Regions from separate parts of the Homo sapiens genome. Here regions 2 and 3 are each linked to region 1. A link is an interaction called in ENCODE POLR2A ChIA-PET data of the cell type or tissue named here. Cell type or tissue: CD4-positive, alpha-beta T cell. All regions are shown on one strand.

The links. ChIA-PET counts read pairs that join two places held together with the same protein. Peaks named below come from ENCODE experiments on the same cell type or tissue, not always from the same donor. Only the 100,000 strongest peaks of a DNase experiment are listed, where the experiment ranks them.
Region 2: POLR2A ChIA-PET joins it to region 1 with 56 read pairs; 13 of 35 experiments call an interaction of 5 or more read pairs at or near these places.
Region 3: POLR2A ChIA-PET joins it to region 1 with 11 read pairs; 19 of 35 experiments call an interaction of 5 or more read pairs at or near these places.

What each region holds. Positions count from the first base shown.
Region 1 is chr19:29,605,027-29,607,526 of GRCh38, reverse strand. It overlaps POP4 (POP4 ribonuclease P/MRP subunit), which reads right to left and starts at 1,244. Exons shown (of 7, transcript NM_006627.3): 1 at 1,202-1,244. The coding sequence starts at 1,208. RefSeq lists an enhancer at 1,102-1,591. In CD4-positive, alpha-beta T cell, no CTCF peak of the experiment used is centred here; DNase peaks (open chromatin) are centred at 1,276 and 1,626; H3K4me3 peaks cover 1,765 bases; H3K27ac peaks cover 1,819 bases.
Region 2 is chr19:29,940,807-29,943,306 of GRCh38, reverse strand. URI1 (URI1 prefoldin like chaperone) reads right to left here and starts at 1,068. Exons shown (of 11, transcript NM_003796.3): 1 at 643-1,068. The coding sequence starts at 759. RefSeq lists a silencer at 543-1,212 and an enhancer at 1,233-1,322. In CD4-positive, alpha-beta T cell, no CTCF peak of the experiment used is centred here; DNase peaks (open chromatin) are centred at 636 and 1,076; H3K4me3 peaks cover 1,443 bases; H3K27ac peaks cover 306 bases.
Region 3 is chr19:29,689,861-29,692,360 of GRCh38, reverse strand. No RefSeq gene overlaps it. Among named protein-coding and RNA genes, the nearest start is that of C19orf12, 24 kb to the left of the region's middle. RefSeq lists enhancers at 1,107-1,166, 1,085-1,379, 974-1,525, 1,526-2,078 and a silencer at 1,098-1,295. In CD4-positive, alpha-beta T cell, CTCF peaks have their summits at 1,036 and 1,236 (motif pointing right); a DNase peak (open chromatin) is centred at 1,240.

The DNA of each region.
Region 1 (2,500 bases):
GCTTTCTTGTACTTCCCTGAGAATGTTTGATGCAAGGTGGTTACAAGTTTTTTTTTTTTGTTGTTTGTTTGTTTGTTTTGATACTGGGTTTTGCTCTGTTGCCCTGGCTGGAGTGCAGTGGCACAATCATAGCTCACTGCAACTTCGACCTCCTGGTTTCAAGTGATCCTCCCACCTCAGTCTCCTGAGTAGCTGAGACTACAGGTGTGTGCCACCACACCTGGCTAATTCTTTTTTTTTTTTTCCAGTTTTTGTAGAGACAGGGTCTCGCTATGTTGTTGCCCAAGTTGGTCTTCAACTCTTGGCCTCAAGTGATCCCCCTGCCTCAGCCTCCCAAAGTGCTGGGACCACAGGCGTGTCCCACCACACCCAGCCAGGTATGTTTGTTTGATCAAGCAAACCAATGTGGTTGCAAGTTTTATATATAGCATCTAGTTCTCCCTCAAATGGAAGATGGGGATTATAAACTGTAGAGAGCAACTTGCGGGGCCTGATAACTTTGCTTCATCTGTTACAGGTGCTTAGTAACAGACTTGGAAGTCTTTCTGCAACAATACACATCTAACAATTACTGAACATCCATTACTTGCCAGAAACCTCATTACAAGGTACACATATTTTTTCTCATTACACTTATGTGCATGAGCAAACTGAAGCTCAGACATGCCGAGACAATCTACTTGATCATATAGGTAGAAAGTGGCAGAGATGAAAAATAAAAATTCTGATTGAAGGCCCAGTCTTAACGGTGTCTACACGCCCCTCCTTGGCACATGTCTTCTACCCCTAAGGACCAAAGCTTTGGGTTAGTGATATCATTCCCCAGCAGCTCTCGGCGCTTTGCATCAGGTTAAGAGTGTGAAACCAGCTCGCAGAAAGGAGCAGGATCTTGACCGCGGTCACCCCGGGAGATAGTGGCCAAGTTGAGCCAAGGCCTGGAACCCTCCTCTAGCATCGCACACCACTGAGCAGCCTCCGGGAGAACCTGCCTCCAGCCCTGACATCCCTCCCTAGCTCAGAGGTCGAGCCAGGCTAACCCGTGCTCCAGCCCTCAGTTTTTCTTAGGTAGGGTGGGCCCATTCCTGTAGCGGTTCTGTTAGGACTCCGCAGCAACAGGTAGCCCGGACCCATTTCACCCACCAGTACCAAGACCCCGACCCTTAACGTCCCCAACCCTCTCCAACTTCGCGGCCCCGCTTACTCTTCATTCTCGGACCGCTTCCGGCGCTCTCTGATGACGCACTGGCAGCTGCTGTCGCAGACTCTCGGAGCTCGGAGATGGCGCTATGCGTGACATCACCGGCGCTCGCCCACCTCGGGGGCGCATGCGCCTGGAAAGGGATTCGGCTACTGAGAACGTCGTAGGCGGTGTTGCTGAGCAGTGGGGAGGAGTGGGCTCGCTTCCTGGGGTCTTTTCCGCCTGCATCTTTTGGGGGACAGGCAGTAGGGTTGGGGTAAAGGCATGTGGAATGCTTGCTAAGGCCTGGAGTGGAGCGAGGCGAGGCGACTTGGAGAGGACTCGAAGGAGGTTGGGGATCTGGGAGGGCGGAAATGGGACGGGGACGGTGGGGTGAGGTCTTTGTCGTCCCTAATCAGCGCCCTTACGGATGAGCCGAGGCAGCTTCCGCTGTGAGCACGGGCACCGAAGCTGGGACAGCAGGCTTAGGTTCTAGTTCCGTGTCTGCTGCTAACTAGCTGTTTAACCTCGCTTAGGGCACTTCCCATCTGTAAGCCTCACTTGCAGTCTGTGCTGTGAGTGGGGTCGGCCTCACAGGTAGTGATGCGCCGCCTGGGTCCCTTTGATAGTTTCAGAAAGCTTTCTTGAGACTCAGAATATTTATTAGTTTTTATCAATAAAAAAATCATAGCAATAAGATCAAAGGTGGCTCACACCGTGGGAGGCGCAGGCGGGAGGATCTCTTGAGCCCAGGAGTTCGAGACCAGCCTGGGCAACATCGGGAGACCCCATCTCTACAAAACATTTAAAAAAAATTATCCAGGCGTGGTGGTGCGTGCTTGTAGTCCCAACTACTCGGGTATCTGAGGTGGGAGGATCAGTTGAGCCCAAGGAGTTTAGGGCTGCAGTGAACCTGGATTGCGCTACTGCACTCCAGCCTGGGTGACAGAGTGAGACCCTGTCTCCAAAATAAATAAATAAATTCCATATAAATAAATAAATGAATAAACAAACTCCATTGCTCAGTGGAAAGGTGCAGGAAGGCCTGGTGCAGACTTCTCAGCAGTGACCCAGTGTTGGGCAGAACTGTGGAGCCCCAATTTCTGCTGAGCACTGGGCCTGTGCTGGGTGGGAGAGAAAAGAAATACGGTCCCTTTATGCTAAGTCAGTGGTTCTCAACTTTGAGTACAGTATACATTTCTTTACAGGGGATTCTGGGAGTATGTCCAAAGGTTTTAGTTTGAGAAACATTGGCTTAAACAATTTCTTTGGTGGTGACCTTGTACCATTTTGATTTTAAACATTAGACTGCAGGCACTGAAA
Region 2 (2,500 bases), 340 kb before region 1:
GTTTAAAACTCATTTATTATACGATGAAATTAAAATTTGTAAAAATGAGCCGGGTGCGGTGACTCAGGCCTATAATCCCAACACTTTGGGAGGCGAGGTGGGGAAGGGTAGGAGGGGGAGGATCGCTTGAGGCCAGAAGTTCGAGATTAGCCTGGGCAACATAGTGAGACTCTCTTTTTTTTTTAATGTTTAAATGGCATTATATTGTGACAAATATTAAATAACCAAATATTGCACAGGAAGCATTATCATGACAAACGCGGTAAAACTTTTCCGTGCAATCAAAGAGCAACAAACAGTACACATTTTAAGCAATGTTTAGGTCATTACAAGCTACAAATATTAAGGCGAACGCTTCCGTTGACAGCGTGCTGCCCCCGCCCCCAAATTCCCACGCGCTGCCGCACGCCTTCAGCTCAGAAGCCCCCTTTCCTGGGCAGGCGAACGGGCTGCACACCCCTCACTCCGCTGCGAAGTCAAAGGGCTGCAGACAAAGACAACAGAAGCACGTGACAAAAGTTTATCCCCGTTCCCTCCGGGGGCCCGGGCAGCTGGGCCTAGGCCACGCGGGGCGGCGGCCCAGAGCACAGGCAGGGGCAGCCCGGCGGGCGGAGGCGGAAGCGGCGCGGGGCTGCTAGTTACCTTTTCCTGCTCCTCGCGCAGCCGCGCCACATCCGGGGCGCGCAACGGAACCAGGGCAGGGGCCGGGGCCGAAGGGGGCGAGGGGTCGGGGGGCGTCTCCACGGTGGGCGCCTCCATGACGGGCCCGCGGGCCTCAGCGCGGCGTGTGAGTCCTGAACCAGCGCCTGCGCAGGCGGCGCGGCCGGCAGTTGCCCAGCGCCCGCGCGCCCGCCCTCAGGCACCGCGCGCCCCGCGCCCAGGAGGCCGCGCCCGCCGCCGCCGCTGCTGTTCGCGTCCGCGCCGCCCGCTGCCGCATCTCACACGTGCATGTCCCCGCCGCCGCCGCCCCGCAGCGGGCTCCGAGTAGCAGGCCGCCTGCCAGGTACCGAGACGCCTCTCCGGTGCGGGCCCAGCCAGGCGTCGCGTGGCGGCCGCGCCTCCCCACACGCCCCGCCTCTCGCGGCACGCCGGAAGCAAGCGCGCAGGCCCCGCCCCCGACACGCCCAGCTCGCGCAGGCCCCGCCCCCAGGGGAGTGCGCTTGATGCGAACCGCGTGGCTGGGGCTGGCGGTGTCCGCGCTGGGCTGCGTTTGTATCCCTCTGGAAGCTTACATTTTATGCCGATATTTCTTTCTTTTTTTTTTTTTGAGATTACGTATATGAAAGCACTAAATATAGGCTTTGGAACCTTAAAAAAAAAAAGCTTACATTCTATAGAAGCTCCACGCCCAGGAAACGCTCGGCAACAAGAGCCGCGTGTCGCCTTGAGTGCCCCATCTCCCTCCCCGTCGTTTGGCGCTGCATCTGTATCTAGGAGCTTAATTCATGTACTAGAGCTGTTTCATAAGCACATTTAATTTTAGCAAATTCAACTCTTTCTGTGCCTTTTTAGTGAGTTGAAATATACAATTATATTTTGCATGTTCATTAATTACTGTACACATTGTATTTTCTCTTATATAAATTAAGCTACTGTACTAATTTTAATATGCTGCTATGAATGGACTAAGAAATTTTCCAAGGATAACTTTGCCCCCACTTTTCTTTTTTTTTTTTTTTTTTTTAAGAGACTGAGTCTTGGTCTGTCGCCCGGGCTGGAGTGCAGTAGTGCCATCATTTCTCACTGCAGCCTCAAACTCCTAGACTCAAGCGATCTTCCCACCTCAGCCTCAGGAGTAGCTGGGACCACTGGCCCGCACCAACACATCCTGTTAATTTTTCTATTTTTTGTAGAGGCGGGGTCTCCCTATGTTGCCCAGGCTGGTCTTGACATTAAGCGAGCCTCCTGTCTTAGCTAACCTCCTGTCTTGGATTCCCTGAAGTGCTAGGATTACAGGTGTGAGCTACCACACCTGGCCGTTCCAATTATTTTAGAACTCCTGTGCCCACTTCCTCCTACAGCCCTTTGTACAGCCTCCTATTAACCTAACTGCGTGAAAGTGGCCTTGCCTTATCTGCTGCAGTCGCTAGCAGTAAAGATGGGTCGTGTTCGTTCCACATCATACAGACAAGTCTAGGCAGAGAGATGCCTGCAGAGTCACAGCCTGGTGTGCCTGCTTGCTCTGCTTCTCTTCCCTCACTCCTGCCCAGCTCCCAAGTCCAGATCCACCCTTTTTTTCCTTTTTATGGCTTCAAAGGAAGAAAGCAAGGACAACTTGGGAAAAGATAAATGTTCATTCCTGTCTTTTCCTCACTGCATATCCAACCATCATCACCTCTGGAACAGCCAGGACCTGACCATTGTTACCATCTCTTCTACCACCACCATCCTCTCTCCATCCCCAGCCACCTCAGCAACCATTGATCTGGCCTTGCTGCCCCTACTCTTGTCCCTTGTAATGGAGATCGGCTGCTGCCCACCCCACTTCCCCTCGTTTAGG
Region 3 (2,500 bases), 85 kb before region 1:
ACCTGATATCCAACCTATTATCATTTCAACATGTAATCAATATAAAAGATTATTGAGATGATTTCCATTTTTTTCATATTAAGCCTTCGAAACGTGTTGTCTATTTTACACTTGCTAGCACATCTCAATTCTGACTAGTCACATGTGGCCAGTGGCTAGCATATTGGGAATCACAACTCTATAAAATACACAATAGAAAGTATAAAAATGAAAGATTTCTTTTTTCTTTTCCACTCAGGTTGCCGGTGATACAGACACTCCTTTCAGAGCCAGGAACCACTCTTTTTTTCTGTCTCTCCTCTGTTCTGAAATTTAGCATCTGGGCTTGTTTGATATCCTTGTTAGAGGTCAAGAGCAGGTTGGGAGGTGCTGTAGACTGAATTGTGTCCCCCTTAAAATTCCTGTGTTGAAGCCCTAACCCCCAGAGTGATGGTGTTTGGAGATGGGACCTTAGGAAGGTGATATGGTTTGGCTCTGTGTCCCCATCCAAATTTCATCTTGTAGCTCCTATAATTCCCACGTGTTGTGGGAGGGACCTGGTGGGAAATAATTGAATCATGGGCGGGGGGATCATCCCTGTGCTGTTTTTGTGATAGTGAATAAGTCTCACGAGATCAGATTTTTTTTTTTTTTTTGACGGAGTTTCACTCTTGTTGCCCAGGCTGGAGTGCAATGGTCTGATCTTGACTCACTGCTACCTCTGCCTCCTGGGTTCAAGTGATTCTCCTGCCTCAGCCTCCCGAGTAGCTGTGATTACAGGTGCCTACCACCACGCCCAGCTAATTTTTCTTTTTTGTATTTTTAGGAGAGATGGGATTTCACCATGTTGGCCAGGCTGGTCTCAAACTCCTGGCCTCAGGTAATCCGCCCGTCTCGGCCTCTAAAAGTGGTTGGATTACAGGCATGAGCCACCGTGCCCAGCCAATCTGATGGTTTTAAAAATGGGAATTTCCCTGCACAGGGTCTCTTTATTTGCCTGCTGCCATCCACATAAAATGTGACTTGCTCCTCTTTGTCTTGCCCCATGATTGTGAGGCCTCCCTAGCCATGTGGAACTGCAAGTGCATTAAACCTCTTTCTTTTGTAAATTACCCAGTCTCAGGTATGTCTTTATTAGCAGTGTGAAAGCGGACTTGATGCAGGAGGTAAGGGGGTTTAGATATGGCCATGAGGGTGGGGCCTTCATCCTGGGATTAGTGTCCTCATAAGAAGAGACACCAGAGGGCTCTGTTGCTCTTTCTCCTCCATGTGATGACTCAGCAAGAAGGTGGCCGTCTGTAAGCCAGGAAGAGAGCCCTCCCCAGAACCCAACCATGCTGGCTCCCAGATCTTGGACTTCTAGCCTCCTGAACTGTGAGAAAATAAATTTAAGCTGCCCAATCAATGACATTTTGTCATGGCAGCCCAAGCTGACAGGTTGGGAGTTGGGAGAGTTGAGGGCTTACTGGTGGCTTCCCTAATCTGTGCTCTCTAACCAGACCTAAGGCAGGGGCATTTCCCCCTCCCTTGAGATGTCAAATAGACCTGGTGTGTGGGTGAGACCACCTACCTGAGTGACTCCAAGCATCGCCAGTGAGAGGGTCACTTACTGCAGCCACTGGGCACCAGCCTTGTCCTGCCCCAGGAACAGGCAGCCCTGCTGTGGAGGCCTTGGATGATGGCATCCCCAAGTTCCTATCCCCTCTCCCTCCAACTGCCTCATCAGATATGGCTGAAGAAAAACACCTGACCACATTGACTGCTCTCACTTTTTTTTTTTTTTGAGATGGAGTCTCGTCTGTCACCCAGGCTGGATTTCAGTGGAGTGATCTCAGCTCACTGCAACCTCCACCTCCCAGGTTCAAGCGATTCTCCTGCCTTAGCCTCCCAAGTATCTGGGATTACAGGCATCTGCCACCACGCCCAGCTAATTTTTTAATTTTTATTTTTGTATTTTTAGTAGAGATGGGGTTTCACCATGTTGGCCAGGCTGGTCTTGAACTCCTGACCTCATGTGATCCCCCCGCCTCGGGCCTCCCAAAGTCCTGAGATTACAGGCATGAGCCACTGTGCCTGGCCTTTTTTTTTTTTTTTAAACAGAGTCTCGCTCTGTTGCCCAGGCTGGAGTGCAGTGGCAAGATCTCGGCTCATTGCAACCTCTGCCTCCTGAGTTCAAGCGGTTCTCCTGCCTCAGCTTCCCTACTAGCTGGGATTACAGGTGCCCGCCACCACGCCCAACTAATTTTTGTATTTTTGGTAGAGACAGGGTTTCACCACGTTTGCCAGGCTGGTCTTGAACTCCTCATCTCAGATGATCTACCCACCTCGGCCTCCCAAAGTGCTGAGATTACATGTGTGAGCCACCATGCCTGGGCTTCTCTCACCTTCAATTCTTCATCACTAAGCTCAGAGGGGGCTGCCATGTTGCTGGCAATTATCCCAGGAAAATACGGGATAATTGCCAGCAACATGGCAGCCCCCTCTGAGTTCATTTCCTCTCCCTCTAACCTCTTCTCTCTTG